Regions from separate parts of the Mus musculus genome. Here all the other regions are linked to region 1. Evidence: chromatin loops called from intact Hi-C (ENCODE). Cell type or tissue: left cerebral cortex. All regions are shown on one strand. Each heading gives the region's core, and the rest is flanking DNA. Links, peaks and the distances in the headings are about the cores only.

Region 1 (11,178 bases), core at 1,383-9,382:
GCACATTGAGTGGCTTAAAACTGCTTGTACCTTCTTCTCCAGTGGACAAGACACCATCTTTTGGCCTTTGCAGGCACCTGCATTCACACATACTTAGCCCCACAAAGACATATACACAACTAATTTAAAAATATATTTTTTAAATTGCAGTAATCTGAGAGTATATATATGTATGTATAAAATCATTAAACAGAAACAGTTACATTGTAGAAATTCTACACTGGAGCAATAGAAAAGATGCCCGGAGGGCAAGGTCCCCATCAAAGGCCCCGTCTTCTCAAAATACAAATTCCTTTGAAAGGTGAGAGACTGAGCTAATGCTAATGAAAGTATTTCCTACTGAAAACCATTGGTTTTCCTAGGATTAACATGTGGAGGGTCATACAACTGTGATCCAAGGGGACAGGCTAAAGGTAGACTTGGCAGTATCATTTATGTACTGCTTTTCATGGGAAGAAGAATGTGAAATCGATAGTTATTTTGGCCCTCACCACACCGAGGTTTCACACAGCCTCAGAGGCCAAGCAGTATGTGACAGGGGTAGAGCCTTTATAAAGAAGTCCCATGAGGCCAATGCAGGAAGTTGTGAAGGTAGAGTCTATGCTACAATGGAGCATCCAAAATGCTAAAGATGCCAGTACTGTGTGAGTGTGCCTCAGGTAGAGGGGTGGTGCTACCTGAGCCCTTTAGAGCATAGATGATTCCATCACAGGCCCCAGATGCCAAACATGGAGCTGCAGGATTTGGTGCTTGCCCTGTTCGAGTTTCAGCCTTGCTTTGGTGCACTCCTTCCTTGCTCCCATCACTCCCATTTGTAATGGAGCTGCTTATTCTGTGACACATATAGTGAGAGTGTGTAACTGGTGTTTTGATGTTCTAGGGGCTCATAGTTAAAAGACTACTTGAGTTTCAGAAGAGACCCTGCATTTGTATAATTTGAGGGATTGTTAAAGACTTTGGGGGCTTTTGAAATTGGACTACATACATTGTATGAGATAGCCATGAGCCTATGAGGACAATAGATAGACTGTTGTGACTTAAAAGTGGCGTGTTATGATGTCAAATTGATCATGAGTAGACGTGGGATGGCTCTTGGCTGTCAACTTGAGAGAATTTACAATCACCAAAGAGACAAGCCTCTGGGCTCCCTATCTTGATAGGGTTTCTTGCAATGGGAAATGTGAGTGACATTATTTCATGGGTTTGGAGCGTGACAAGACGAGCACCAGGGTTTTTTTTTTTTTTTTTTTTTTTTTTTTTTTTTTTTTTTCTGTTTCCTGAATGCAGAGGCAAAGTGACTAGGTGTCTCACTTTTGCTACCATGCTTTCTCTGCCTTGATAGTCTGTATAGCCTTGGACTGTAAACCAAAACAAATAGCCCTTTTAGCAGCTGCTATTATTAGGTAACCTTGCCACAATAAGTATATTTGGTAAGCCCATTAATTTATGGCTCTTTTGTTCTGGCTTATGAAAAGTTTACATACCCACTCCCACACTAGATCATATCATTTAGGACAACCTGAATCTATATTCTCAAGCTATGGTCATTCATATTTGGCTCATAATATATTTCTTTTGAGCAGAGATCTGTGTTTCTTTTCACTGTGATTTATAAGGTTCACAGTTCCTTAGTTTGAACACTAGATCTACAAAAAGACTAATGCCTTTTGTCTTGAAGTCTGGGTGCCTCTGATTCCAGTTGCAAGTTTCACAAACAAGTAACTCCATGTCACTATAAAACTAGCCAAACCTACAACCTCAGAAATAATGTGAATTGGGCTCTTACAAATCCATTGACTCCTGTACTGTAGTGCAGATTTTAGAGAGATTCTCCCTCAACATCAATATCCCACAAAGATATTTCTGAGACCCACGAACATCTGCAACTTGCTCACTATAACGCCTTTAGCGTATGTCTTGAACTTGAGTCACCTACTTCCTGAGTGTAAGTTCTAAAATGCCTTGTAGGACACTGAAGTGTGTTCTGTACAGGGAGGAGTGTGTAATGGTGAGTAGAGGCAGAGAGGAGAACTGAGGAGGGTAAGTATTGTGTGCCTGACACTTCTTCGGAAGACGTGAATAAATGTCTACTAACTGGAGCTAGGGAACCAATGAATGGATAAAGTATATAATTCCACCAGAGTCCAACTTGGGAAGCCAGTGAATTTTGGGGGGAGGGTTACTCACTGGAATACATTAGAGGAACGGGATGACTAGTAAGGAGCCATTTCACTAACCAGCCTGCTGCGATCTGGGTAACAGCTCACTGAGACAGCAATTCTGGAGCTCTTTGTCTGACGGGCAGGCAGCTCCTCACCTCTAATCCTCCTCTCCCTAGCACTATTCAGTGGCCTTCTTTAACATGTAGCCTTCAGCTTTCCCAGATTTGTAAGCTCTGTTGACTTCCTGAGTCTCATAAGCATCCCTCCTGCTTTAGGAGGGAAGGTTCAACCAGGAGGAAATTGCTACACAATGGTGAGGGAAGCTTGCAGGTTCTACCTGATGGTGACTATTACTGCTGCGAGTGCGAGGCAAAGGCAGATGGCATTCTAGACCCTTGTTATAATGCCTATTGATGTTCCAGCCTTCCCAGGTTCAACAACACCATCACATGGAAAGAGCATGCTAGTCAATGATTGAAACTGATCTTGGCATAAACACCCACTTTGTCCTGGCACCATTTGGGCATACAGCACGAAACAAAACAAAGGAAAATGTCTCTTCTCAAAAACTAGCATTTTACTGTTTTGGTGATATTTGGAGTTCATCACTATCATTCATTATCAGCTATCAACCTTACTTCAGTTTGGCTGAGAGAAAAGCAGACTTCTGACTTCCCTTGAGGGTCTGCCTTCAATCCTCAGGCAGAAGCCAGAAAGAAAATCTTAAGTTCAGACCTTCTGCTACATTGTATGTCTTGACAAGAAGAGCTGAAATTATGGATTTATGGTCCAGGATTTTGTTTCCATTCTGATTACCAAAGTAAGATAGCCAAAGGTGGGTTCTGCTGGAGCCTCTCTGCCTTGTTTTGGTCTTTAAGGGTCTGAGTAACCCCAGGCCAAGGCTAGATAAAACAATAGGCTCACCTGCCACTGTCTCTTCCAGTGTCAAATCCAAGCTTTCCTGCGTGTAGAAATTCACAGATCTTTAATTTTGTACTATCTGCTGTCCTGGACTCACTCGAAACTCTTGTGTAAGGTTACTTTCATGTAGCCCTAAGTTTGGTGGAATCACATGAAAATTTAAAATACTTTAGCAGGCAGTGAGTGGAATTGCTACTATAATTCTTAAAGCACAGAACAGACTTAATGAGGCCAAGGAACATTTCTTGATGTCCAGAGAAATTGGTTTTAAAAAAAAGGCACCCAGTTATGAACTTGTTTAAAAAGCTCTCAGATGGAAATCTTGGAGCAGACTGCCACCTTCAGGATAACTAACAAATTAACTCACTGAACACGGTTTTAGCTTCTACATAACCCATCTCCAGAGACAGGTTTCATAAGCAACAGTGAGAACTTTACCCCTCTAGTGTTTTCTCTATTATGAAACAGTTTAATTAGTAATAGTCCTTAAAAAAATGAAAACCCCTCCCCCTAATTTTTTTCTTTAAGTTGGTTAGACACAACTAATCTATTCACCTAACCAACCAGGCTAAAATCTTTAATAGATTTCACAACCACAGTCTGGGAAAAATATTAATTCGAAAACTTATTTTCTTGCTGGTGGGCTTTAAAAACTATGGGCCAATCACATTGAATACTTTCGGAAACGTAAAAGAAGGAAGAGACAAAGGGTGGGTGGAAGAGAAGGGGAAAGGAAGATAGAATGTGTACCGTAGATTTTTTTTTTCTTTTTCCAAATACAGCGTTAAGTTACACCAGGGTTTGCCAAGATTACAGAGACTCGAGAGGCAGTAGAGCTGAGAAATGGGGCTGAGAAGAGCACGGTGATTCAGCGCTAATGGAGGAGTATGTCAAGTTAGTACTACTTATGAGAGAAGGGGAAGGAAAGCCTAAAACTCATAGCACTAGGGACAAAGTGGCAGGAAAATGGTATGTCAAGATAGTGAAAGAGTTAAAACAAACAAACAAAACCAACACAAAATTGGCTCAGAAAGCTCCAGGCAAGGGACAGGAAAATAAGGGCTGTTAGAATGGAATTGCGGCTGAGAACAAATATTCTCAATTTCTCAAAAGCATGGGCAGGTAAATTCAGAACCTTGACCCTGCGCTCTGCCCTCTGAAGAGGTTGGAAGATCTCCGCTCCACACTGGCTACTCGGGATTTTGCAACCGTGGGATCACAGCAGCTCATCCTTAAAGACTCCGGAGTCGCCGGCCGGCGTCCCTGACAACGCCCAGATGTCTGCGCATGCGCCTGTGCGGAAGGGTGGGCGGGGCGGAGTCCAGGGTGCGTCCTCCCGGCCACCAGGGGGCGACGAGCGCGTCCTCGGCGTTTTACCGGTGCCTGGCCCCTGGTGTGCGCATGCTCCGTGCGTACAGAGGTCACCGGTGCCGGTGGCTTCTACACGTGCGTAGTGAACTAAGGGCATCATGATTTAGAGATGGGGGCTCGCGTGACCCGCGCCTTAAGGAACTTCAACGTGGAGAAGCGAGCGGAGCGAGAGATCAGCAAGAGGAAGCCCTCCATGGCACCCAAGCACCCTTCTACCCGCGACCTCCTGCAGGAGCACCGGAGTCGTGAGTGCAGTCCCTCCCAGGCCTCCGGTGACATTGAGGTCGTCCCCGCGCGGGCCCCGGGTGGTGGCGGCTGGAAGGAATCCCGGAGCCCAAGGCAGCCCGCGCTCTCTCCCGGCGTCTGCGCAGGCTGCACGCAGACTCTCGTCCAAGTGTTTGCCCCAAGATGTCCAGATGATTTTTTTTTTTAATATTGTACATGTTTACGAGTTTAGAGATTTTTTTCCTTAAAAAAAAAAAAAAAAGATACTATGGCTTATTTTCTTTCCTTAGAGTATCCAGAAATCGAAGAAGTTGTTTCTAAAAAAGATAACAAGCTGCTGTCATTGCTAAGAGATGTATATGTCGATTCCAAAGATCCGGTGCCTGCCTTGCCGGTAATGTATACGTTAATTAAGTTGGCAGTTTATTTTGGAGGTCTGAGAAAGTGATCAAGAAAAAGAGGGCAACGAGTGAAAGTGCAAAGTGTGTGTGTGTGTGTGTGTGTGTGTGTGTGTGTGTGTGTAGAGGGGAGCAGTCAGTGTAGAGCACAGACAGCTAGACACAGGCAGGCCTGGACCCCCTTCGATACTTAGGGTATACTTAGGGTATACTTAGGGTATACTTAGGGTATACCGAAAGACCTGTGAAGGGATTGATTGGATGGACCTGTGTGAATTGTTTATTGCAGAAGTTGTAGGGTTGGGTTACGGCATTTTTTAGTGGTTTTCTGAGTGACCAGTATGACTTTGAGAGCTATTTCATATTCTGTAAATTAAGATGCTCTTAATGACAACCTCAGTGTTTGGGGGTTTGGAGTGGGGGCACGTTCATAGTTTTGAGGATGTGTCCCAACAGGATATGTAATATTATATGTAAGTTAATATAGCATGCTGGAATGATGGGTATGTCTCCTGTGTCAGGTGTAAGTGTTGTGTGTAGTGATTAAAACAGTAATTACTCTCTGAGGCCCATGGTACGTTGCGGACCACAGACCATTCCGTGGATGAGCAGCTGTACAACTATAATGTAATTACGGGCTGGGGAAGATGAAAGGCTGCTTCTGAGGAAGTGACATTTAACCCTGGGCCTGGAGTGCAAATTGAAGTTGCAGCCTGGAAGGCAAAGAATTAGATTAAATGAAGAGGAAGTACCAGCCACAGCCCTCAAAGTTTTTTTTGTTTTTTGTTTTCATTACAAAACTTTTTTGTATTATCTAATACTGAGCAAAAGACTGCAATTACAGCTACTTCTATAATATTCATAATTTAATAGTGACAGTAGGATTTAGTTAGTACCAGATTTTCACACAATAAAGATACATTGATTGTTGGCCATAGTGTATTATTTTTAAGCTCAGCAATACTTGGAAGGAGGGTTTCCCATTTATGCTAAGTATGAGGTGCATGTGAGTGTGTGTGTGTGTGTGTGTGTGTGTGTGTGTGTGATTTTTGTGTAAAGATACTTATTTGATATTATACTTGGTATTTAGTCTGTTGAAGTGACCAGTTTAACCTCTTCAAATAGGTGCCAGTCACCTAACTATAATTTATTTACTAATTTTCTGACTTCTGTTTATAGACTTATTGGTTGTTTGGTTTTTGTTTCATCTTTTTCTTTTTCTTTTTCTTTTTCTTTTTCTTTTTCTTTTTCTTTTTTTTTTTTTTCCAAGATAGGGTTTCTCTGTGTAGCTCTGGCTGTCCTGGAACTCACTCTGTAGACCAGGTGTTTTTTGTTTCTTACCACTAGACCCATACTATCTCAATAAAGTGGTATGACACATCCTGGTGACTGTTATAACCTAAAAAAGCTTCATATCTTCTCAAATCACTTCCTTCTAAATGAACTTGGGAATCAGATTTTTAGTGTCTTTAGTAAGCCTTGTTTAGATTTGATGATAATTAGATTGTATTCACAGTTTAACTAAAGAGAGGTAAAGATCTTCTAATTTTTTTAGAAGGTCTTTGAGGAAGGAAGAAAGATGTTATTATTAAGTAGAAATTTTCTTCCCCTCATTTTAATGCACAGGAAAATAATTGATTTTTATTTTCTAGCTATTGACATAACTAGTTAACATATCTGCTAGGAAGTAGTTTTTCAGTTTTTTTGTTTTCTTAATATTTTATATTTATGTGGAATTTGTAAATTTTTTCTGCCTTTCCACTAAATGAAAAGAGGATGTTAAATTTTATTCATCTTGATGTCAAGTGGAAAAGCCAGATCTGTATGTATGGAGGGAAAGGCAGATGTACCTGGGTTTGGAAGATGAGAGACACTTTGAGATTTAGGAAGTGGAAGAGGAAAAGAGTGAGTGCCTGAGACTCAAGTGGGAACAAGAAGGTGGAGTGAGTGAGTGTGGGAGACTGCTTAGGTACGGTATGCAACAAGGGGAGACTGAAGGGGACTTGGGGTAATGGCTGCATCATGAAGAACATGCCAAGAAACTTTAGATTTATCAGAAGGGCTTTGGGGAGTCATTGAAAAAAAGGCGGGGGGCGGGGAGAGAAATACCTTGATATTGGCCTAGAAGTAGTATAGGCAGGAATAGCTGGAAATGAAGAGAAAGGGAATCCTTGGCACGGCTTAGGTAGTAAGCACAGAGACTGAGGTTAAGCTCAGGTGGGTACTCACGAGATCCACCTGCCTGTGGATGCTTATGCACAGACCGAGTCTCAAAATCTGTACGTAAGTGAATGTGTGTGCACCCTTGCACGTGCGTGCATGTGTGCATGCATGGGCTACCTTTTGCTGTGATAACACTGACCAGAAGCGTCTTACACATCTAGGTAATAGTTTATCAGTGAGGGAAGGCTGGAAGACAGTTCTCAAGTAAGCTGTTAACAGCGCCGTTAGAGTGCTGCTCATTCGAAACAGGTGTAATGCGTATCTAATCAGTTCTCATTCTTCTCATATACAAGTTGAGGTTTCTTTAACTTAGCTTCTTAGGACCTGATCTCATTTTGGAATATATGTATGTATATTATGAAGCATCTTTGTGGGAGGATCCAAATTTAATTATGAAGTTTGCTTTTATTTCATATACAACTCAAGCTTGAAGGCAGGTTGATGAGTCATTCTTAGTGTACCTACATTTTGACTGCTGATCATCACAGGAAGTTAGATGTGGCACTTTCTACTTGGGACATGATGGTGGAGTTCAGAAGTTTTGGATTTTAGAGCACTTTGGGTCTCACATTTTTGGGTCAGTAATGCTCAGTGGCTATAATTTCATGGTGTGCATGCAGTTGCAATTTTATAGAGGCTTTCTAGCGAGCTATAGTTAGGAAAAGAGTGGTACAGTGCAAAATCAAAGTTTGAGGAGGTATATATGTGTTTATTTGAAAAGAAATGGTTTAGACTTAAGAGTTGTGGAAGATGTAAATATTTTATCCTAAACCCTTTTCTTTGGTACTAGGTAAAAGTTGAACCACGACAAGAACCAAAGGAATTCAGACTGCCGATAGGAAATCACTTTGATAAGAATATCACGGACATTCCCAAAGGCAAGATTACTGTTGTAGAGGCATTGACCCTTCTCAATAACCATAAACTCTCTCCAGAAACATGGACTGCTGAGAAAATCGCTCAAGAGTACTATTTAGAACTGAAGGATGTAAATTCCCTTCTCAAATATTTTGTTACTTTTGAAGTCAAAATCTTACCTCCAGAAGACAGGAAAGCAATACAATCAAAATGAAGAAAATCACGAAACAACTTCCCCTGTATGTGTTCCCAAGCTCCGCGCCCTTGTTTTGCGTGTATTAAATTATACAAGTTCCTGTGAGTTGAGGGCCATAACGTTTGAAAGCTCTTTGACCTCCTCAGGATTGTTCATATAATTTTTTAAAAATTTATGTATGTGTAGTTCCTGGGTATATGTTAGCTGTATTGATCATGTGGCCCAAATGAGTCAATATTAAATTCCACTTTCTAGTTTAAGTTGGTTTGTTCTTTGTAGTAGACACTGAAAGCAAGAGTCCTCCTGACTCCTATAAGACTGGCATTGTGTTAGGGACAGATAATCAGCAGGGAAACACAGTGACTATATTTCCCAAGTGAAGAAAGAGAGAAAACTGAGTGAAAAGAAAGAAAAATACATATTACTACTCTAGAGATGAAAAATCCATGAGGATCTTTTTAATGTTTTAAATTTGTTTTAAATATTAAATAATTTTATAGAAGAATTAGTGGTATCTGACATGCTGGCTGTCTCTCTTTTGACAAATAGAAATAGGTAACTTGAAAAGGTTTCTAAGAGCGAGGCAATACTTAAAGATTATTTGAACAAATAGCTTCTTTAATTTAGAAGTGAGAGAAGTATGAAAGAACAGCTAAAAATAAGAGAATCCAATTTGATAACCAAACATTCATACCTGTTTTTATTTTAGGAGGAAAAATAACCAGTAGAAGTATAGAATAAATCCCTGAAGGGACCTAGAAAGTTACCAATTCATTCACTTAAGCTCTGGAATGTTACATTCCAGTAATAGAATCTCAGATAAGGTGAGATGAGTTTGGCTCATTCTGGCATGTTATACTTGTGGGTTCTTGCCCATATTGTTTGACCTCTCTGAAATTGAATTTCTATAAAAGTATACCTGCCTTATATAAATTCCAGGACAACAATGAAGATAAATGACAAAAGACCAGGCAAATACAAAGTCTTGTAGTTAAAATGGGTGTCTACAAAACACACAACAGAGTTACCTGTAGTTTATGATGCAAGGAAGCCAGAATTTAGGTTCTCGAAATCCTAGTAGTATTTTTACTTATTCTGTAAAATGAAATACATTTCAAAAGGACAGAATGGAGTTGGGGTAACTGGGCTCGTCCATATTCTTTCACGGGAACAGACAGACATACTTGCCTCGAGATTCCACGGGAAAAGATGTGGAAGATGAGAAGAATCCAGCGATGATGGAGGGAGGCAGATGGAACAGCAAAGATGGGAGGTGACTGGAGAGTTTGTCAGCTTCTTCATATCTAGTTCCAGTGAAGAAACTATCCCTACTTATATGTGATTCAATACAGAAGTTTAAGGGAACCTACTAATTCCAATCATTGCTGATTATGGTGGAAAGTGCCGTCAAAACCATCCTCCATTAATTCAAAATGAATATGTGAATCAGCAGTACTGACTCAGGTTTCCTGGGTGGCTAGCAGATGTAAATATGGTTTCTTAACTGGTATCACACAATAAAATCCTTCCATTTTGCACATTAGCCCACTTTTCTGGTTTTTTCTTTCATGTAGAACACCAATTGTAACGTCACACAAGGTGCATGAAATTTACATTTGGAAAAGCGGAGTTTAGATGTCGGTTCCTTAACTAGCTGTGTCTGACTTGTCTACAACTAAAGTGCAGTTTATATACTGGACACTAACCTAGGTGCCTTACATGTCTTAGCTTTGTTAGCATTGTGGTAACAAGCGTGAAGTTAAGAATGCTTTCCTGGGAAAGTTGCAGCCCGGGAAACTTCAGTAACTACAAAGATTAGTGGATACTGAAGAGTAAATAGAATATTTTGTACTGACTACTACACTGGATTGCCTGTATGGGAGTTGTAAGAATTATGTGAATTGATACACGGGTTACCTGAGCACAAAGGGCCAAAACTTCTCAAATGTCTGCTTCTGTAAGTCCTTTGTAGAGCTCTGGGCTAATAGATGACTAAACGCTCTCTGCTATGAGAGACTGGATAGCAAGATTAAAATCCCTGAATAAATGGATTCTAGATCAAAGATGCTCTAAAACTGACCAGTGACTGGTATTGGGGTCTCACATTTATTTTGAAAAGTGAGGAATGGGAAACTGAATTTGAAGGAATGGAATTGAATAAGGAGGAGAGGAGAAAAAAACTAGATTTGGCTTTTGTAAAAATGAGAGCTGAGAGAGCTGTTCATGAAGAAGCCTGCAGCAGAAGAGTGGGTGGTTTGGGTAAAGTTCTACTCTAAAGAGATAGGCTATCCAAACTTAGGCATACCAGCAAAACCAACCACTTAGTGTCAAGACACACATAGATACACTCAGGTAAGCTCACCCAACCACAAAGACTGTCTCAAAGCCATTTGATATAACATCTTAGCTTTACCTTTTACTTTTGGAGTGGGTTGGTGTTTGAGGTAATATCTTACTGTGTAGGCCAAGCTGTCCTCAAACTCTTTAACCCAGCTGCAGCACCCCTCCCCCCCCATCCCCCAGTGCTGTCCTTAGCTCCAGTATGTTATCATTTAGTGCCTCATCACTCTGAAAGAGCTGTGTGTTTGCTCAGGAATGAACATCCTTCTTTCCATATTTACTCAGTGCACTTAAACACTCATGATCTTTGATCTGAATCTCTATATGATAAATAGCTATTTAATACAGAGCTTTTTAGTGATTAATTCCAGAGACCCTGTCTCCCCCAATGGTTAGTTACTGGGTAGTGTTAACAATAAAGCTAGTCATGGGTTCAGCCTGATCATCTTCATTCACAGTTGCCATAACTGCCCAGAATAACACT
Region 2 (11,178 bases), core at 1,901-9,900, 1.6 Mb after region 1:
CAGGGACAAGAAGTGGGAGTGGGCGGGTTGGTAAGCAGGGTGATGGTAGAGGGGAGAGGGGTTTTCAGAGAGGAGATCAGGAATGGGGATAAAATTTAAAATATAAATTTAAATGTAAATAACGAAAATATCTAATAAAAAATGCAAGCTACTATATCACAACAGACATCTGTATCTTCTGGTCCTTATGCTCTTTCTTCTCCATCTTCTTTGATATTCCCTTAGCTTTAGCTGTAAGAGTAATGTTATAGCGGTATCAGTTGATTCTGAGCATCCTATAGCTGGTTGTCTATATTTTGAACAGTTTTGATTTTTGGAATGATCTTCATTTCCAGAAAACAATAACATGATTGATAAAATGTAAGAGAGTGTTCAATGCAGAGATCTACAACTCCTATGTTACATTTTTTTTTCTTAGGTGCTTCAATTTTAATGGAGAAAGGATTTATTATGGCTCACATTTCCAGGATACAGTTCATTGTTGCAGGGAAGTCCCGGCAGGAGGAGTTTGAGACAGCTTATCACATTGCATCTATACTCAAGATGGAAGATGCCATTGGACAGGCAAACTTTATATGCCCCAGTACAGGGGAACGCCAGGGCCAAAAAATGGGAATGGGTGGGTAGGGGAGTGGGGTGGGGAGGTGTGGGGGGACTTTTGGGATAGCATTGGAAATGTAATTGAGGAAAATACGTAATAAAAAAATAAATGGGAAATTTATAGCTTACTTTTGTGACACCAGTAGGAGGGCAAAATATGATGTAATAGTCTGAGAGTATGATGGCCGGTAAGGATGCAAGATGAGTTTAGAGATTAAAACAAAACATAGATAACAAAAAGTGAACAGTTATGATACAATAAACTCTGTGTAAGCAGTGAAAGGTTAGAATAGAAAGATTAAACAAAAAATTTTCATGCATGCTCCACGATGAGTTAGTTTGATATATTTCTCTAGGTATCAACTCTGCATCATATAGAGATTTGCTCAAAATGCAATCCTCTATTATTACCACAATAGTACTTTGTCAAGAATTAATGAAATCCTAAATCTCTCCTTCAAAACCAAAAGTGTAAATAATTTCATGTTAAAATTCTACATTCTAGAATGTATTCTCTCTATAAAGTAGTTTCATTTCCTTTCCAAGCTATGTATGTTTAAGCCACTGAAAATAGATCAGAGCTCTAGAAGACTGTGGGGTTTTTCCTTCTTCTTCTTTTTCTCCCCTCCCCCCCTTTTTTTAACCTGGTAGCTCTTGTACAAAAACAAGCAGCATTGTTAAACCAATGACACTATTGTGGACTTGAATTGTACACCTTTCAAATTTAGTTACTGTACTCCAAATTTGCAATGCTATTGCCTATGGATATAGTGATTTAATGAGGTAATTAAGAGAGTAAGCATGAAGCTCTATTAAAATAGCAACATTATAAATGGAGTAAAAGGTAATATAAGCCTTCCTTTCTCTTCACAAAATGAATTGGCAAAGTGAAAATCTACCAAGGACATCAAAGTCCACAAGGTGCTGGCAGTAGCCTAACTGGAGGCCTCCAAGCACTTTACCTTACACAAATTGGCATCCTGGAATCAAAGAAAATAACTTTTGGGATTTATGTCATCAAACTTGTAACATTTTATTATGGAATTCTAAGTATAATTGTAACATTTCAAGAGACATATTCATAGTAAGAAAGATCATTTCTGGTTTTGGAACATTTATAGAAAATTGATCTATAACAATGAAATCCTGATTTTGAGCTGTTTATCATCAAAATTTTAGTTTTACATCTTCAGATCTATTTACAAATGTCATGTATTATTAGTTGACTTTTTGAGTAACTGATTGAGGCCAAAGAACTAGTTTCTTCCTTTTGCTTTTGTTTGATTTGCCAACATCCTTTACCAAAAAAGATTGGTTTTCCCTTATTAATATTAAAAGTACCTTTGTCAAAAACAATTTGACCTTAATTAAGAGTTTATTTTCAGTCTCTTGATTGTGTATCATGGTATATTGGTCTATATATCTTCATTGATGTCACTAGTGTGTTTTAGTTACTATAGTTTTTAACTATACTTTTGAGTCAGGAAATATGAGTCCTGCTGTGTTGTTCTTACTCAAGATGAGTTTGAACAGTTATAAAGTTTGTGTTTTTACATAAAATATATGCTTATATACTTCTTTTTGTTTGTTTTATTGTTTGTTTGTTTCCTGGTTGTCCTGGAACTCACTCTATAGACCAGGCTGGCGTCAAACTCAGAAGTCCTCCTGCCTCTGCCTCCTAAGTTCTGGGATTAAAGGCATGCGACACCACTGCCCAGCTACTTATATGTTTTTTATTTAAATAATAGGATTACAATTTGATAGGGACTGTGTTTATTCTATGCATAATTTTCAGTGGGATGGATATTTATTTTAATCTATGAGTTGAAGATTTTTCGATTTTATAGATGTTCTTTATAATATCTTCATTAACTATTAAAGAGCTTTGATGGCAGATGTTTACTTCTTTTTCATTTCCTGACTGCTTTCTCAATGACTTCTAGTAGTTCATTTTATTAGATGAAAGTAACATCAATGCAGTCTTACATACAGAATGCTAGAGAAATAAGATATTTAACTTTTCCCTGTCGAGTGAAACATTAGCTTAAAGCCTATTTAAAAAGTTTCTATTCTGTGGTTTTAATCACTTATTTGGTTGATAGGTTCTATTATGTTTAATGATTTCCATGTCAGGCCACCTTTGCAACTTGAGATAAATACCACTTGATATTGAACAATATTTATAATAGTCCATTGGATTCACTTTACAATTTTGTTGAATATTTTTATATGTACATTGTCAAAATTATTAACCAATTATTTTTGTTGCTCTGTTCTCTGATTTTAGTACCAGAGAATGTTGACCTCATAGAATTTTTAAAACGTTATTATTTTTAGATCCCACTGAAACATTTTAATTATGTATCTCTTAGAGTAATGATATATTAGTTAGTGTTATTTTTAAAAAGAGACCAATATGATGTGTGTTGTGTATGTATATATTATGCATGTGTATAGATATAAATTATATATATGATTTATTATAGAACTTGAGTGTTTTTGTTATAAAGTCTGGAAAGTCCAATAACATATCTCCTTTAAATTGAATACTTAAAAATTTGGCAGCACACAGGACCAAGAACCTGCTCAGATATTTGCATGACAGAGGAAAATAGATATGCCAGCTTAAGAATACTAGGCGCTCACCCTAGCCTCACATTGATTTAATTCACATCCTTCCAAAAGTTCATAATGCGCATTAGAGTTCTCACTCACCTCCTGAAAGCCAATGTATTCACATTGCTTATATTCTACAAAGTGCATTATACTTCTATGCAATATGCATCTATGATATGTACTCACTCCACTTGAAGGTCCACATGATTTCAATGAATAACAAAGATACTTAAGTTTCTTCCCTCATACTTAGGATTGATGTTCTGACAAATTTAAAAGTATCTTTTATTCACCTGACTAAATTGTCATCTCAGGCTTACTAATGAATAAACTCAGCCCTTTTAGTTCCTTCTGATCTCTGGCTGCCTGGTTCAACTCAGCCTAGCTCAAACACTACTCTCCAAGATGACTGATTTATTCTGGCTTCTACCAACTTCTCACTTAATTGATCATCTCAGTCTCAAATTAATTCTGGCAATTGGCTATAATCTTCTGGCTCATTCTCATTGTCTGGCTCATTCTGTCTTTGCAGCCCTGCATTTAACTACACAAACTCATGAATGAAGAAAACTCCACTGCACTGACTAACCTCATGTGAACTTCAGTCTGAAGGGGCCTCTAACAATACATTCCTTTCAAAAACGACTGCCTCCTTTTAGTAAAACCTAAATAGTTTGTAATTAAAAGCATGTACTCAGGGCATGTCAATATTCCAGACAGATCATACTGTAATCCAGGGTGTGTCTACATTTCAGCAGGACTACATAGATGTAGAAGGTCTTTGAATGTCAGCTGCTGCCAGAACAGCAATGTTGCTAGATTAAAATTCCTGTACATACAAACTGCAAAGTTCAACATTTCTCTTTATTTCGGAATCATGATAGCGTGATTAATTATCTAATTTTTACACATTATCTCCTCAGAGATCATATGGAACTGAACTGATTCCATAAACAAATGAGACTATTGAAAGACTGTATTTCTGTTATCTCTAAAATTCAGAGTTGGTGTGTAAGTTTTATCATATTATGGCTTACACATTTAAGAATACAACATTTCTGAAAAATAAAATAAAAAATAAGCTGGATACACTGTTATTTTTAACATACATAGTAAGGTTATTAAAATAAGATTTAATTATAATTTTTCAAGTACTCTGATTATTATTTACATAGCAATTCAAGGCATGGTGGATAACATATTCTGTTCCTGTTACTGCATTGCACCTACATTCTTTTTGATGGAAGTAAGGCATCCTCAGCAACCACATTCTCGTTAAACACAGGACTTCACGTAAGTTTCCTACTCATAAATTTGATCAAATATTGTGACTCTCTATGAAAGGCTTTAGCTTTATTGTATAATGTCATATTCTTAAATTCATTTTTATTATTAGTGTTTTTGAACATGTACTGATTTTTCTCTAATGCATTACATCCTGACAGCAATTTTGCTTCCTTTAACTTCCCATTGCCTCCCCTCCCCTTTCCCCAGATCTACTCTTCTGTTTCTTTTCAGGAAGGAGAAGGCCTCCCAGGGTTTCAACAGAACATGGCATAGCAAGTTACAGTAAGACTATGCACAAACCCTGAAATCAAGTCTGCATGAGGCAATCCAGTAGGAGGAAAAGTTTGCAAGAACAGGCAAAAGAGTCAGAAACATTACCACTGGTAGGAGTCCCTTAAGAAGACCAAGCTACACAACCAAAATATATATGCAGAGGACAAAACACAGTCCAATGTAGGCTTTAGTCTTTATCAGCCCCTGTGAGCCCATCTTAGTTGATTCTGTGGGTTGTGTTCTTCTGGTACCTTTGACCCTTCTGGCACCTACAATGCTTCCTCCTCACGTTCCATGGGGTGGGTTCCTGGAATTCTGCCAATGATTAGCTGTTGGTTTCTGTATCTGCTCCAGTTAGTTGCTGGACAAAGTCTCTCTGATAACTATTATATGAGTGATCTATGGGTGTAGTAGAATCTCATTGGGAGTCATTTCATTGACTTAGCTTGTTCTTGGGTTTTGTTTGTTTGTTTGTTTGTTTGTTTGTTTGATTTTTTCCTAGTCATGTTTGGTTCTATCCTCGGTTGTAGGATTTTTAAAGTTATAACTTTCACAATTGTTGGATTCGCATACTCATGTTTTTCAGATTATTTTTAAACATACATCATGACATCGTAATTTTTTGAAAAAAAAATATATATATGTAGGAAGATATTCTTAAAAAGCATTTTGCAAAAGTTTGTGCTGCCTGCTTAAAATGCTAATTGTTCTGTTTGCTGCTCTTCCCTCCTTTTCTTCCTCATATACTTTTCTATAAATGGGTAGTGTGTTGATTTGCATGTATTCCACACATCTTATTATATACAACATTTTAAACCACAGAAAACAAAACTTACTTCTTCAAAACCTATAGGGTTTGTGGAGAGTCATTAGAATGCCAAAAACTCTCAGTAGAATTAGAATAAGTACACAAGTTCCTGTGCATCTGGTTTAGCATTGTGTACTCCTTGCTGACTCCTACTGCAACAAATTACCTCTATTTCTAGGGGCTGGATATAATTGAAAGTTAGATTTGAAGATTAGGAGTCCACAGTAGCTCTTAGGAGGCAGCAAAGGAAATGCCAGTGGAGTGTTTCCCTCTAGAATCTTTAGGAATATGTTTCAGTGTTTGGTGGGGTTCTGCTACTTCCTCTTCATTCAGAAAGCCAAGAGTGGAGCATCATTTTCTGTTTCCCAAGTCTCTTCTGTTCATAGATTTCTTTTTTTAATTTTTGTACTATAGAGAGTGACACTGCCCATGCTCCGAATGTTTCAGAGTTCTGGAATATGTCTATGTTTTACCTTGCAATCACACTTAATAAGAAACAAATTAAATTAGTGATTAATTTACATTTAAATAGCCACAACCAAACTGTACCAAACATAATTTTATGAGAATGTTTGATCGTACATAATTTATGTCTGAAAATAATTCTAATTTGGCAAGTTCTTCAACTAGAGGAAATTAAGTAATATATTTTATATGTATCATGCCATTTGTGTACATGTTTTTATAGGTTAACTAATTTTATACTTGAGTCTATCTTATTTCTTATTTCTCTTTAAAAAAAAAAAAGTGTAAGTTATGCTGGGGCTAGATGTGTACCATCAAGCATTTGAAACTATTCACTGTAAGTATTTTGAGCCTGTGCTATTACAATGAACTTGGAAGTGACTCTTCTTTCATTACAAGGGAATGACTGCCCTCTAGTGGTTTCTAGATTTTGGTAAATACAAGGAACGCAATGTTATTTTCAATTTACTCAAAAATTGTAAATTAAAGAGAAAAATTTCTAATTATTCTAAATATTAGAATAAAGCACACATACTACTCTGAAATATATCCAAAAATATCTCCACTATAAATAACATTAACTTTTTTATTAGTAAACCTGGAATATTTATTAATCCTCAAACTGAAAATGCTAGGTTTCACTTCTTGTATCATTTGTTAGTACACTCTACTAATATAGAGATTGATTATTGAAAGGTGATTATCTACTCTGGCCTAAGTTAGGTCAAATTCATTTCAAACATGTTAACTTAGCCGGGTGTGGTGGCTCACGCCTTTAATCCCAGCACTTGGGAGGCAGAGGCAGGCGGATTTCTGAGTTCGAGGACAGCCTGGTCTACAAAGTGAGTTCCAGGACAGCCAGGGCTATACAGAGAAACTCTGTCTCGAAAAAAAAAAAACAAAAAACAAAACAAACAAACAAAAAAACCCAAACATGTTAACTTGATTAAGTCTATTTTATGTTTTATTTTTTCATAAACCAGCAGGTTTGATATTTTAAATTGCTTCCAAAATGATGAAATATAACATGGAGATAATTTTATGAGTGGACATAAATAATTAGAAAGTGTCACTTTAGCCTGAGTGTGGTGGCTTGCTCCTATCCTACCAACAGAATAATTGCAAGTTTAAAGTCAACTGTGCTGTAACAAATAAAATAATACACATTTTAAAATAAATGAATACAATAATTTTGATTTTAGTTTATTTTGTTCAACTTATATTAACAGTGTTATTTTCTATGAAGAGGAGGTGAATTTGAACTTAAATTTAAATTTTAATTCATAAGGTAATTTCAAAAGTGTTTGAAAAAACCATCTCATCCAATGATGTTTAAAAAGTAAGATGAAATTGTGAGAATTTATGATATTTTTATTGTCTTACACTGTATGGGCTCAGTATATTTGAAAAAACTATATGAATGGGATTTTTACAAACTTTTAAGTATTTTTCTTAATCATATACACAAAATATATTGAAAGGAATAGTAATCTTACAATAATTATGTCTGTTATTAAATATTTACCCAATATTTACCTTTTTAACAAGGATGAGAACCTCTAAACATTGTAACCTTGGAATTTTCTACTCTGCTTGCAGACTGCACCCCAGTCAGAAAAGATTTCTGTAATTCAACTGCTCAGAGTCTCCATCCACTACAAGCTACTATTTACTGCTTTTGATTCTGTTGGTAGGGACACTCAAGAATCTGGGTTTCTTCTTATGAACAGATGCTCTATTCTTCTTGCAGAAAATGTTGCAATTCAGAAAAGCCGATCATACAGCAATAGGTTGTCTTCATCTGCTGAGTCTTTCCTCCTTTGCTGTGCAGAAGTTTCTAAATTTCATGCAATCCCATTCATGAGTCATTGGAATTATTTCTGGTTTTGAAAACAAATCAAAACAAAAACAAAACAAAGCAAAGCAAATAAAGCATGCCTACACCTATAATTTGAAGTATGTTAAGTTCTAAAATTTTCATGTCTTTTGTTTAAAAATCTTTGATCCAAAGCCCCCCGCCCCCCGTGCCTCACCCCCAGAAACTGAATATTTCCATTCATTCTCTTAGCTCTCTGGACTTCTCTCCTGTTTCCCACCCCATACACAATCCCGCCCCAATTTTCCCCTCCTGCTCTCCTCTTCCACAAGTTTGTCCCTGCTTCTGCCTCACATGATTATTTTGTTCCCCCTCCTAAGTGGGATTCTCACTTGGGTCTTCCTTCTAATTAATCTTAATGGTGTGTGGGTTGTATCCTAGGTAGTCTCTACTTTTTGGTTAATATCCACTTATCAGTGAGTAATTAGCATGCATGTCCTTTTGTATCTGGGTTACCTCCTCAGGATGATATTTTCTAGTTCTATCCATTTGCTTGCAAAATTTATAATGCTTTCATTTTTAATAGCTGAAGAGTATTTCATTGTGTAAATGAACCACACTTTCTGTATCCATTCTTTCAGTTGAGAGACATTTGGGTTGTTTCCAGCTTCTGGCGATTGTGAATACAGCTATTATGAACATAGTGGAGCTGGTGTCCTGGTGGTATGCTTTCGGTATGGAGCTTCTTTTGGGTATATGCCCAGGAGTGGTATAGCTGGGTCTTCAGATAGAACTATTTCCAATTTTCTGAGGAATTGCCAGATTGATTTCCACTTAGAGACTCCCAGTATTCCATGGGGATGACCTTATCATAAATGCCCAATGGTGAAGAAAGAGAACCTGACTAGACCACCTCCAGTAGAGAGACAGGGTCCCAATTTGAGTGATGAGGTTACCAATCCACCAGCAAAATTTCTGACTCAAAATTTTTCTTATCAAAAAGGAATGCAGAGACAAAAAATGGAGCAGAGACTGGAGGAAAAGTTGTTCAGTGACCAGCCCTACTTGAAATCCATCCCATGTGTGGTCACCAAACCTTGACACTATTACTGATGTCATGTTGTGATTATAAACAGGAGCCTAGCATGGCTATTCTGAGAGGCCCTACCAGCTGCTCTCTGAGAAATAATCAGATACTTACAGCCAACCATTGGAGTGGAGACCTCTATGGAAGAGTAAAGGGAAGGATTGAAGTAGCTGAAGAGGATGCAACCCCAAAGGAAGACCAATAGTGTGAACTAATCCGGACCCCTAGGAGCTCCCAGAGGCTGAACCACCAAACAAAGAGCATATACAGGTTGGTGTGATGCTCTTGTACATATGTAGAAGAGGACTGCCTTGCCTGGCCTCAGTTGGAGAGGATGTTTCTAATGTAGAGATTTGAGGCACCAGGGAAGGGCACCTGGGGCATGGGCGAGCACCCTCTCAAAGGAAAAGGGGAGGGGGGATTGGGGTGAGAAACTGCCAGGGAGGACTGGGACAGGTGCAATGTCTAGAAGGTAAATAAGTAAAATAATCAATTAAAAAAATCTTTGATCTATTCTGAACTGAGTTTTTATATATAGTGGAAGATAAAAGTTTATTATTTGTAGATGATATGATTTTATACATTAAACACTACATCAGAAAGCTTCTCCAGCTTATAAATACCATCATCAAATAGCAGGATACAAAAAAAACACCCACAGAATTCAACATCTTCCCTATATACAAGGGACAAATATACTGAAAAAAAATCAGGAAGATATTACCTTTTACAAGAGTCTAAAATATACCTTGTGATAACTGTAAAACTCTAAGACTTTAAGGTGAAAACTTAAAGAAGACATCAGAAGGTGAAAAGATCACCCATGATTACGGAAAAACAGGATAAATATTGCAAAATGGTCATTCTACCCAAAACAATTTATGGATTCTTTGCAATCCTCACCATAATTCTAACACACTTCTTACAGAATTTGGAAAAACAGTTTTATATTTCATATATGTGTTTCAATTAAAATAACCGCAGAGGTTGGGTAGCTGGTAAGGGACCAGGACATGGACTATTTTCAAAGGTAGAGGAAATTAAATATGGTGTTATAATACTATTGAAGAGGAAAGTAGACTTGAACGATTAATTTGGGAGTATGATTAAAGGGCAGGATAAAGGAGGATATATGTGAAAGAGAAAAGAACACAAAAGTCCTTTTGAAAAGACAAATGAAAACCCTGAATGCTAGTCGGTAGGATTGAGAGGTAGTTTGCATGGTACCAGAATATAGCAGTTCCCAACTGCACACTCAAATTGTCCTGGAGGCAGCAGTGACTGGTGGCTGCTGCTGTGCACATCGCATGTTCTTTGCTACATGCCCCAGTGTTCTTGCTTCCTGAATGAAAGACACACACACACACACACACACACACACACACAGAGCCATTTATTTTAATATGCCTTAAACAGCTCAATGGTTGGGGCACTCCCAAACCTCCATGCGGATAACACACTCCCCTCCAATATTTCTGAGTTACTAAACTCTATATTCATATTCCACTTTTGTCATGCTAGATGCAGTGGCAGTGGGGGTGCTTTTATGTGTTGGCTGTTTCTCTGTCCTACACTTCTCAAGCCTGGTTTTCATTCCTTTCCTGGCATGCATTTTCTCCAAAGTTCCTTTAACTCATTCTCAAAAATTAAGTGATTATCACTGTCAAGGATTAATTTAGGCTCTTACTTCTACTTTTTGTTTTTGTTTACAGATCTGTCTTGTACGGATCCACACTATGTTCTTAATATGCCATTGTAATATAATTGGACATACTGCCAATGATGCTGTCTGCTGATTGCTTTAGCTTTACAAAGTCTTGTGTTTTTTTTTGTTATATTTTTAGGATTTGTAAGTATGATTATGTGAAGAATGCATTTTTGATTTGGATGTGATTATACTTGTAACTTTGTAGACTGATTTCAGTGAAATTGCTGTTTTTACAATATTTGTTTTTCTTATCCACAAGCCTGAGAAACATTCTATCTTCTAGAGTCTTCCTTAATTTCTTTCCTTGGTGCCTCAGTAAAGTCAGTGGTGTAGTCTTTCATTCATACTTTGACTAAGTTTCTTCCTAGGTAATGCACTTTATTTATTATTTATTTATTGAAGTTATTGTTATATGAAGTAAGTAAATATAGGAAAGTTTAAAAGGTAGCAGGCAATAATAGAATGAGATTCAGTTGATCTCAAGGGTGACAGCAGGCTTTATTGGGTGGAGTGGTGGC
Region 3 (11,178 bases), core at 1,029-9,028, 280 kb after region 1:
TTCATGCCTCAGTGGATTAGGGAGTAAAAGTCAGAGGGAGAAGTAGTTCCAGGTTACAAGTGCTAAGAGCTTGCTTTCCTAAATGTACTCCTTCCAAGTACTGCCACCAGCTTATAGTCAAACACATGAGCCTGTAAGTGATATTTCTACATAACAGGACACTCTCTCAGGAAAATTTCATTGCTGTTTATAGCTCTAGAAGCAGTGGACACTGGGAGAGTAGAGCCAATAAATGAGTTGGAGTTTCATGCAATAGCCAACTTTATTCAGAGCACCAAACAATGGGTACTCTGAGGGTTAAGCAGGGTCAAATGAGCAAAGTGTACAATCACAAGGGCAAGCAGCACACACAGCAAAAACATGCTTTGTCGGGGTCCTAGGAGAAGCTGCATGCGGTGGGCAAGCCACATGTGGCAAAACCATATTTTTCCATAGAGGCATATAAACAAAAATAGCCATTTGTAATAAATAATCTGAAGTAAACTCACTCCTATCCACCATACCTGAGAGGGGCATAAAAACATAGTCCAAGGACAAGACTGTGATTTTAAAGAAGCTGAGGTCATAAGACTTTTGTCTTGTTTTCTCACAAGTACTCAGAATTCTACCCTCATGGCTCCATACTTGGACAGTGTTCCAACACATTGCTTTGTATATTTTTTATTACTTTCCTATTACTTAAAACTTAGAAGACTGAGAAAAGTGATATTTAGAAATCATGTTCCATGTTCCTGTCCTGGTTGGTTTTGTCTATTTGTTTGTCAACCTGTCACAAGTTGGAGTTATCTAGTCAGCAAAGAGAACACAACTGAGAAAATGTCTCCAGAAGACTGGCCTGTAGGCAGGCCTGCTTGTGTGCTTATATTTTATTTATCATTTTCTTCCAAAGTTTTTAAGTACATTTTTGCATTTTTCATTAAAAATTTGACTGTCTATTTGAATAACAATTGAGTCCTTTTCAAGAATCGTTCTTATTTGTCCTAAATATAACTGCATTTATTTTTCCCCAAGTAAGAGTATTCTTTTTCAATTATAAAATCAGAAACATCAGTATCAATACCTCATCATTATCAAATCTATGTATGTCTAACAATTTTTTAAAGTTAATGTCTTTTACTTATCAATTGTGAATATTCCATGGCATGTAGATGAAAATCAGAGGACAACTTGTGGAGTTGGTTCTGTCTTTCTATGACGGTGGTCTGGAGGATCAGATCTCAGGTCATCAGACTTGTGACTTTTGACCATGAGCCAGTCTACATATTCAAATAGAATGGCTGTTTTAGAAATGTCTTTTGTCATCATATTTTCTCCAGCCCAGGACTATTCCAAGATCATGGATTGTCTTGTTCCTTAATCTAAAGTCACTCATTCATCTAACTACTCTTCCTGTCCTTCCTCCCTGGACACCTTAGTTTTGCTTTGTCATTAGTGATCTTGACATTACAGAAGTGCATGTTGGATTTTTGACACAATAGCCCCCAATTTGAGTCACTCAGACTTGTTAGATAATCCTTTTCTGAATCAATTATTAGCATGATATCGTGAAATGCTAACTTTCTCTTTTCTTTTGCAGCTAATAATAATTCATTGTAAAGAAGAATTTATGCCCCATTTTGTTTGTCTGTAGTATTAGGTGTTTATATCACTTCGGGCTGGTGGATTTTATTATACTTAATAGGATAGATATTTTCATATATTATCATTGTTAATTTTGATTTCAAATTGCTCCCTGTAGTTGAGATTTTAAAGAGTATTGCCAGTGTTTTGTTATCCACTTGAGTCATGCAACCTGTACATAAAATGTTCTCACAGGTGAAAAACAAACAAAATAAACTGAATGCTCACAGCAAGGAAAAGGACTATTGACTACATAAAAGTCAAATCATGAAACCAGTAATTTTGAAGATTAATGGGTATATTGTAATTAGATACAACTTATCAAATGTATATACTACTGTTTGTTTTGTGTTGGTATACTGTCATGTTTAGTAATTCTGGGGTATGCACATTCGCTTCATCTTATTGTGAATTTTCTATTTACTCTGTTTAAAGATTCTCTTGACCCCAGAGAACAGCCCAGGGTGGTGTCAGAAGAATAAATATTTACGTAAAATTATTTGGTCAGGAACAAATCATCACGCAAAAAGTGAGTTCTTTTTATTTTAAAAATAAGCCAATCACTTCTGTGTCCATTGATGACTAGTTTCAAGTTAGAAGTAATTGATTTTTTAATGACAATTGTTGACTAAACACTTGTCAATGCTAAATGTAGCATTAGATTCATGGAAGCTGACTGATGAAAAGACTTGAAATCTCATGATAGGGCAGTCATATCTTCATCCTCTGCCCTACTTAGAATTGAGAAGGAGAGAGAGAGAGAGAGAGAGAGAGAGAGAGAGAGAGAGAGAGAGAGAGAGAGAGAATATAAGATAAACACCTTTCCTAGCTATTCTTAATTAATTTAACCTTCTGTTAATGATATTTGAGACTGCTTGGAAAGAGAAGGGCTAATTATTCCAAATAGACATGAGAGACCTTTTTAAACCATAGAAATGTCCTAAATGTTAGTTTTGTTGGTAGCTGTAAAACTGAACAGATTTCAGCACTAAAAAATACAGTACATTTTGAAAGGATACATAGATTTTAATATATTTAAATTATAGCTTTCTTTTAATTTATTAAGCAGACCACAAAACAAAGTACCAACTAACTGAACATTGTTCAAAGGAAATGAACAAGAAATTCATAGAATAGGAAGGCAAATAGCTAAAAAAAAATATGTACTGATGTTCTCTAGGGCCAAATAATTCAATATTGAATTGACAAACAAAATTTTAAAATGTGTATATATTTCTTTAAATGTAATACAATAGTGTTGTCTTCCTTTAAAGATTTCTTTAAACTAAAGTATTGACAGATTAATACTGTGATTATATGTTTGCTTCAAAATAAATCAAGTGTGAGGAAAAGGAATACGTAGAGATATAAATAAAAAAATTAACTTGGATTTAATTGTTGAACTTGTCAAATAGCTTTTAAATACTTATTGTTTATACTTATTGTATATATTATATACTTTTGCATATGTTAAAACAGCATCATGTCGTGGTCACCCTTAGAAGTATGTAGTTTATTTGAACATTATTATCTTCACAATTACATCACCCAAAAGTTAGGGAGTCTGAACTTTCCTCACTGGTTCCCTTTGCCCCATTCATCTTTAGGAGCCACCTTGGCAAAAAGCCATAATGACTTTAAGGTAGGTCTGCATGCAAAGTTGTCTAATGGGCTGAGGGCCCACACTCCCTCCAGCTACCTTAAGGAAATCCTTCTGCCTACATCCAGAGACCCCAACAGATACCTGGAAAGAAGTGAGACTCTAAAGAGGAGATGAGAGTATAGTTAGCATTTAGGTTCTATGTCTAAGAGCTCTAGAGTCAAATTTATACTCATAAAAGACTGTAAGATTAATTTAATTGGGAAGTTAATTAATGGAAAAAATTTAGTGTGTGCATTGTATACTTTATGTTTTTTCTTCAAAATACCAGCCAAGGCTTGCTGAGTTGAAACACAGTTTAATCCTGGGGTGTAGGTATAGTTTTAGAGTTCGTCTACCCTAGGATATATTATGTTTTTTCAACCATTCTATCAGATATAGAATAAGGCAGGGATGTGTGTGTGTATGTGCACCTGTGTGTGTGCGCACGTGTGTGTTTGTGTGTATGTTTGTGTAGAAAGACATAGCTAGATACAGTTCTTTAACTAGTCAGCAATTTATCAGCAAATTATTTATAACATTCTCCAACATCCCATGTACCTGTGAGGGGCACCGAGGAAAACTATGAAGCATTCCTTTCAGCTTTCACAGTAGAGTATAACCAAATTCATATTTGTAAGAGATCCAGAATGGAAGCAGCATTTACATTTGTTGCATTTACAGTAGTAGACACAAGGTTAGGTGCTATTCAGAGCATTAGTGCTATCTTATTAGTCTATTCCTCCCAGTTTATAGTTGAGGGCTAGAGACAGGGTTCACTAGCACATGATCTGCCTACCATAGATGAAGTTACAGGTTTGATCCCTAGCACCAAAAAATAAAATAAAATAAAATAAAATAAAATAAAATAAAAATTCCACACTAAGTCAAAATAAAATCAGCTTCCATGAACTTGGCTTGGGAGCCGGCTGTCATGAGAATTCAGTGGCTTGAGATAAATCCGGACCCTGACCAAGGGTTTCCCATTTCTGTGTCTCCAGCATCATGAAGGATGCTGTGCTCTGCCCAGCCCTTCTCCTAGGAACCTACAGCTGCTCTGCAAGGCGAAGCTGTGCATTAGTAGCAGGCAGAAAGAGAAGTCAGACATTTTCACAGCAATAAACTTCTCTTTCCCAGCTAAAAACTAGTGGTTTGCTTAAAATATGTCATTTGTTGATAGGGCAAGTGTTGCTAGCAACAGATGGAAAGCAATTTGCATACTACTGGGATTTAGATCCCAGACTGTGGCTTGTTCAGTAACAGCGCCCTGGGTGACAACAATTTTCTGCCATCTAGTGGATAATTCAGAGAATAAACTGTAACTTTACCAAATCCTGAGACTGGAAGGACTTGTGTTAGTAAAACAACAACTTCACCACAAACTTAGTTTCAAATGGATTTTTCCAATAAAAAAAAAAAACATGAAATTTTAGCATTTTACTGTTTCTCTTAATGCAGCTAATAATTACACTCCTAAAACATACAGACCTCATTTCTGAATGTTTAGTGAAATGTGTGTGATATGAGTAAATATGTTTATATTTAGCTTTTAACTTTTTTCTTTCCCATCTTGGAAGTAGTAATGTCCAGAGAAAACAGGAACAGATCTTGGCCTTCTCCCTCTGACTTAAAATGTTGACTTTGCCTGAATGGAACTGTGGGGACATAGAGAATAAATGCTACCTCTTTGCGCTTCTATTTCTCTCTCTAATAATGACAGTGTGCACCTCCTAGAATTGCTGGGGTGACTTAGCCATTGCCAAACACTTAGTTTTCAGTGCCATTGTTTCTACCAATATTGTTAACGGGTGAACTTTCACTCCCCCAGTAAAAGATTAGAAGTGATCTTTCCTTGTGACAGGAGCCAGCTTACATATATATATATAACAACAATTAATGAAACAAGAGGTCACAAATCTGAAAGAGAGTAAGGAATGATATATGGCAGGGTGAGGTGTGAAGAAAAAAAAGGGAGAAAATGATGGAATCTTATAATATCAAAAATAGAATTAAAAATTAGAAACAAAACCAATAAAAACCTGGCCAGCAGCATGTACAATACCCTATAGAACACAATGGTGGTATGCATACCTTGGTTCTAACAGCTCCAATTGACTTAAGGTCTGTTCGACAAGATGGAAATTACTTCTGGTACTGGAAACCCAGGCAACTACCCAAGGCTAGTGAAGTCATAGATATTGGAAAATCTTACCATACTTTAATAAAAGAGCATAATCCCTAACTACATTGCAAATATTTATCTTTATTCTTTATATGATGGTGGTAGAATAGTCATATACTTCATTCTCAAGAGTGTTTATTCCAGTGTGGAAAATACTAAGAGGACAGTAGAGAGGACAGATTTTGGAAGTGAGATAATGGAGATAGCGGGGAGGCAGCAAGGCAAGACTGGTCCATGATCTGATTCAAAAGCATTGTCAGGGAAGGATTATATGTGGGAAGTAAAGACAAGTGTATTTTACAGATGAACACTCCATTCTGGAGGTCTGAATCTGAGACCAAGATAAACTTACTTATGCCTTTATGCCTATTTATATCAGGTATACATAGAGGGGAGGTTAGGTGATGATTGCATATACAGACGATAATTCATAGAGAACTTAAAGTATTATTCTCCATTGGGATCACAAATAAAAGGTTATCATTTCAGTTTTAAATTTGAGAATCAAAGAAGTTGTTAACTTTGACACTACTGTCCTTTCACAGTAGCAATGACTTTATTTTGCCAGTTAGAAACATGCTTGTGGTGAGGGATATAAAGATTTTGTGAAAAAACCCCGGTGGGGGCTGAAAATATCAGTATGTGGTCTGTTTTATTTCTTGTAGTCTTAAGATTTGTGGACTTGGGTTTATCTTCTTCCGACGTTTCATGTTGAACTTACTGTAGAAATATTTGGCAGCAGAAATGCTGAGAAGGTAGTAACTTTGTAAAGTAATCAGCCCCTTACTTTCTGGAATTCAAGCTAAAGTAACTATGTGAATAATCTGATTGTACACATTAAGGACATCAGGATGGGAGACACGGCAGCGTCAGGAACAGGTGAAGTCTACAGAGTAGGAATGAGAGGAAGGTCCTACCAGTGAATGCAGTGAATAATCAAACTTATGATGTTCACATCACTGTCTTAGTTATGGTTTTAACTGTTGTCAACAGACACCATGACCAAGGCAACTCATACAGAACAGCATTAAATTTGGACTGGCTTACAGGTTCAGAGGTTCAGTCTATTATCAAGGCAGGAAAATGGCAGCATGCAGGTAGACATGGGGCTGGAATAGCTTATAGTTCTACCTCTTATTCTGAAGGAAGCTAGGAGAATACTGGCTTACAGGCAACTAGGATGAGGGTCTTTTTTTTTTTTTTGTCTTCATTATCATTTTAATGAATATATAACTTAGTATACAGATGTACTATATCCATACTTCTTTTTTCATAAGAACAGAATATTTTCCAACTTACCACTTTATAATATAAACAGTTCATGAGTTCACATTATTTTTATATTATTTTGTTTTTTTTTTTTTAATTAGGTATTTAGCTCATTTACATTTCCAATGCTATACCAAAAGTCCCCCTTACCCACCCACCCCCACTCCCCTACCCACCCACTCCCCCCATTTGGCCCTGGCGTTCCCCTGTACCGGGGCACACAAAGTCTGCGTGTCCAATGGGCCTCTCTTTCCAGTGATGGCCGACTAGGCCATCTTTTGATACATATGCAGCTAGAGTCAAGAGCTCAGGGGTACTGGTTAGTTCATAATGTTGTTCCACCTATAGGGTTGAAGATCCCTTTAGCTCCTTGGGTACTTTCTCTAGCTCCTCCATTGGGAGCCCTGTGATCCATCCATTAGCTGACTGTGAGCATCCACTTCTGTGTTTGCTAGGCCCCGGCATAGTCTCACAAGAGACAGCTACATCTGGGTCCTTTCAGTAAAATCTTGCTAGTGTATGCAATGGTGTCAGCATTTGGAAGCTGATTATGGGGTGGATCCCTGGATGTGGCAGTCTCTACATGGTCCATCCTTTCATCTCAGCTCCATACTTTGTTTCTATAACTCCTTCCATGGGTGTTTTGTTCCCACTTCTAAGGAGGGGCATAGTGTCCACACTTCAGTCTTCATTTTTCTTGAGTTTCATGTGTTTAGGAAATTGTATCTTATATCGTGGGTATCCTAGGTTTTGGGCTAGTATCCACTTATCAGTGAGTACATATTGTGTGAGTTCCTTTGTGATTGTGTTACCTCACTCAGGATGATGCTCTCCAGGTCCATCCATTTGGCTAGGAATTTCATAAATTCATTCTTTTTAATAGCTGAGTAGTACTCCATTGTGTAGATGTACCACATTTTCTGTATCCATTCCTCTGTTGAGGGGCATCTGGGTTCTTTCCAGTTTCTGGCTATTATAAATAAGGCTGCTATGAACATAGTGGAGCATGTGTCCTTCTTACCAGTTGGGGCTTCTTCTGGATATATGCCCAGGAGAGGTATTGCTGGATCCTCCGGTAGTACTATGTCCAATTTTCTGAGGAACCGCCAGACTGATTTCCAGAGTGGTTGTACAAGCCTGCAATCCCACCAACAATGGAGGAGTGTTCCTCTTTCTCCACATCCTCGCCAGCATCTGCTGTCACCTGAATTTTTGATCTTAGCCATTCTCACTGGTGTGAGGTGGAATCTCAGGGTTGTTTTGATTTGCATTTCCCTGATGATTAAGGATGTTGAACATTTTTTCAGGTGCTTCTCTGCCATTCGGTATTCCTCAGGTGAGAATTCTTTGTTCAGTTCTGAGCCCCATTTTTAAGGGGGTTATTTGATTTTCTGAGGTCCACCTTCTTGAGTTCTTTATATATGTTGGATATTAGTCCCCTATCTGATTTAGGATAGGTAAAGATCCTTTCCCAGTCTGTTGGTGGTCTTTTTGTCTTATAGACAGTGTCTTTTGCCTTGCAGAAACTTTGGAGTTTCATTAGGTCCCATTTGTCAATTCTCGATCTTACAGCACAAGCCATTGCTGTTCTGTTCAGGAATTTTTCCCCTGTGCCCATATCTTCAAGGCTTTTCCCCACTTTCTCCTCTATAAGTTTCAGTGTCTCTGGTTTTATGTGAAGTTCCTTGATCCACTTAGATTTGACCTTAGTACAAGGAGATAAGTATGGATCGATTCGCATTCTTCTACATGATAACAACCAGTTGTGCCAGCACCAATTGTTGAAAATGCTGTCTTTCTTCCACTGGATGGTTTTGGCTCCCTTGTCGAAGATCAAGTGACCATAGGTGTGTGGGTTCATTTCTGGGTCTTCAATTCTATTCCATTGGTCCACTTGTCTGTCTCTATACCAGTACCATGCAGTTTTTATCACAATTGCTCTGTAGTAAAGCTTTAGGTCAGGCATGGTGATTCCACCAGAGGTTCTTTTATCCTTGAGAAGAGTTTTTGCTATCCTCGGTTTTTTGTTATTCCAGATGAATTTGCAAATTGCTCCTTCTAATTCGTTGAAGAATTGAGTTGGAATTTTAATGGGGATTGCATTGAATCTGTAGATTGCTTTTGGCAAGATAGCCATTTTTACAATGTTGGTCCTGCCAATCCATGAGCATGGGAGATCTTTCCATCTTCTGAGATCTTCTTTAATTTCTTTCTTCAGGGACTTGAAGTTTTTATCATATAGATCTTTCACTTCCTTCGTTAGAGTCACGCCGAGATATTTTATATTATTTGTGGCTATTGAGAAGGGTGTTGTTTCCCTAATTTCTTTCTCAGCCTGTTTATTCTTTGTGTAGAGAAAGGCCATTGACTTGTTTGAGTTAATTTTATATCCAGCTACTTCACCGAAGCTGTTTATCAGGTTTAGGAGTTCTCTGTTGGAATTTTTAGGGTCACTTATATATACTATCATATCATCTGCAAAAAGTGATATTTTGACTTCCTCTTTTCCAATTTGTATCCCCTTGATCTCTTTTTGTTGTCGAATTGCTCTGGCTAATACTTCAAGTACTATGTTGAAAAGGTAGGGAGAAAGTGGGCAGCCTTGTCTAGTCCCTGATTTTAGTGGGATTGCTTCCAGCTTCTCTCCATTTACTTTGATGTTGGCTACTGGTTTGCTGTAGATTGCTTTTATCATGTTTAGGTATTGGCCTTGAATTCCTGATCTTTCCAGAACTTTTATCATGAATGGGTGTTGGATCTTGTCAAATGCTTTTTCTGCATCTAACGAGATGATCATGTGGTTTTTGTCTTTGAGTTTGTTTATATAATGGATTACATTGATGGATTTTCGTATATTAAACCATCCCTGCATCCCTGGAATAAAACCTACTTGGTCAGGATGGATGATTGCTTTAATGTGTTCTTGGATTCGGTTAGCGAGAATTTTATTAAGAATTTTTGCATCGATGTTCATAAGAGAAATTGGTCTGAAGTTCTCTATCTTTGTTGGATCTTTCTGTGGTTTAGGTATCAGAGTAATAGTGGCTTCATAAAATGAGTTGGGTAGAATACCTTCTACTTCTATCTTGTGAAAAAGTTTGTGCAGAACTGGAGTTAGATCTTCTTTGAAGGTCTGATAGAACTCTGCACTAAACCCGTCTGGTCCTGGGCTTTTTTTGGCTGGGAGACTATTAATAACTGCTTCTATTTCTTTAGGGGATATGGGACTGTTTAGAAGGTCAACTTGATCCTGATTCAACTTTGGTACCTGGTATCTGTCCAGAAATTTGTCCATTTCGTCCAGGTTTTCCAGTTTTGTTGAGTATAGCCTTTTGTAAAAGGATCTGATGGTGTTTTGGATTTCTTCAGGATCTGTTGTTATGTCTCCCTTTTCATTTCTGATTTTGTTAATTAGGATTTTGTCCCTGTGCCCTTTAGTGAGTGTAGCTAAGGGTTTATCTATCTTGTTGATTTTCTCAAAGAACCAACTCCTCGTTTGGTTAATTCTTTGAATAGTTCTTCTTGTTTCCACTTGGTTGATTTCACCCCTGAGTTTGATTATTTCCTGCCGTCTACTCCTCTTGGGTGAATTTGCTTCCTTTTTTTCTAGAGCTTTTAGATGTGTTGTCAAGCTGCTAGTATGTGCTCTCTCCCGTTTTTTCTTGAAGGCACTCATAGCTATGAGTTTCCCTCTTAGAAATGCTTTCATTGTGTCCCAAAGGTTTGGGTACGTTGTGGCTTCATTTTCATTAAACTCTAAAAAGTCTTTAATTTCTTTCTTTATTCCTTCCTTGACCAAGGTATCATTGAGAAGAGTGTTGTTCAGTTTCCATGTGAATGTTGGCTTTCTGTTATTTATTTTGTTATTGAAGATCAGCCTTAGTGCATGGTGATCTGATAGGATACATGGGACAATTTCAATATTTTTGAATCTGTTGAGGCCTGATTTGTGACCTATTATGTGGTCAATTTTGGAGAAGGTACCATGAGGTGCTGAGAAGAAGGTATATCCTTTTGTTTTAGGATAAAATGTTCTGTAGATATCTGTCAGATCCATTTGTTTCATCACTTCTGTTAGTTTCAGTGTGTCCCTGTTTAGTTTCTGTTTCCATGATCTGTCCATTGGTGAAAGTGGTGTGTTGAAGTCTCCCACTATTATTGTGTGAGGCGCAATGTGTGCTTTGAGCTTTACTAAAGTTTCTTTAGTGAATGTGGCTGCTCTTGTATTTGGAGCATAGATATTCAGAATTGAGAGTTCCTCTTGGAGGATTTTACCTTTGATGAGAATGAAGTGTCCCTCCTTGTCTTTTTTGATGACTTTGGGTTGGAAGTCAATCTTATCAGATATTAGGATGGCTACTCCTGCTTGTTTCTTCATACCATTTGCTTGGAAAATTGTTTTCCAGCCTTTCATTCTGAGGTAGTGTCTATCTTTTTCTCTGAGATGAGTTTCCTGTAAGCAGCAAAA

Evidence for each region. Peaks named below come from ENCODE experiments on the same cell type or tissue, not always from the same donor. Only the 100,000 strongest peaks of a DNase experiment are listed, where the experiment ranks them.
Region 2: a loop joins it to region 1, with 5 times the contacts of the local background. A loop is called at or near these places in 7 of 42 quality-filtered maps.
Region 3: it touches region 1 in a loop (4-fold over the local background); 10 of 42 quality-filtered maps call a loop at or near these places.

The regions. Positions count from the first base shown.
Region 1 is chr4:24,893,604-24,904,781 of GRCm38, forward strand. Ndufaf4 (NADH:ubiquinone oxidoreductase complex assembly factor 4) reads left to right here and starts at 4,480. Exons shown (of 3, transcript NM_026742.4): 1 at 4,480-4,699; 2 at 4,970-5,073; 3 at 8,091-11,178. The coding sequence starts at 4,564. The coding sequence ends at 8,372. Gm46848 (a long non-coding RNA gene) reads right to left here and starts at 4,519. Exons shown (of 3, transcript XR_001784261.2): 1 at 3,087-4,519. In left cerebral cortex, for the core only: CTCF peaks have their summits at 3,439 (motif pointing left) and 4,439 (motif pointing right); DNase peaks (open chromatin) are centred at 3,418, 3,966 and 4,432; H3K4me3 peaks cover 2,313 bases; H3K27ac peaks cover 967 bases.
Region 2 is chr4:26,537,604-26,548,781 of GRCm38, forward strand. No RefSeq gene overlaps it. Among named protein-coding and RNA genes, the nearest start is that of 4930548K13Rik, 160 kb to the right of the region's middle. In left cerebral cortex, for the core only: a CTCF peak has its summit at 6,474 (motif pointing left); a DNase peak (open chromatin) is centred at 6,446.
Region 3 is chr4:25,175,521-25,186,698 of GRCm38, forward strand. No RefSeq gene overlaps it. Among named protein-coding and RNA genes, the nearest start is that of Fhl5, 62 kb to the right of the region's middle. In left cerebral cortex, for the core only: a CTCF peak has its summit at 4,553 (motif pointing left); a DNase peak (open chromatin) is centred at 4,466.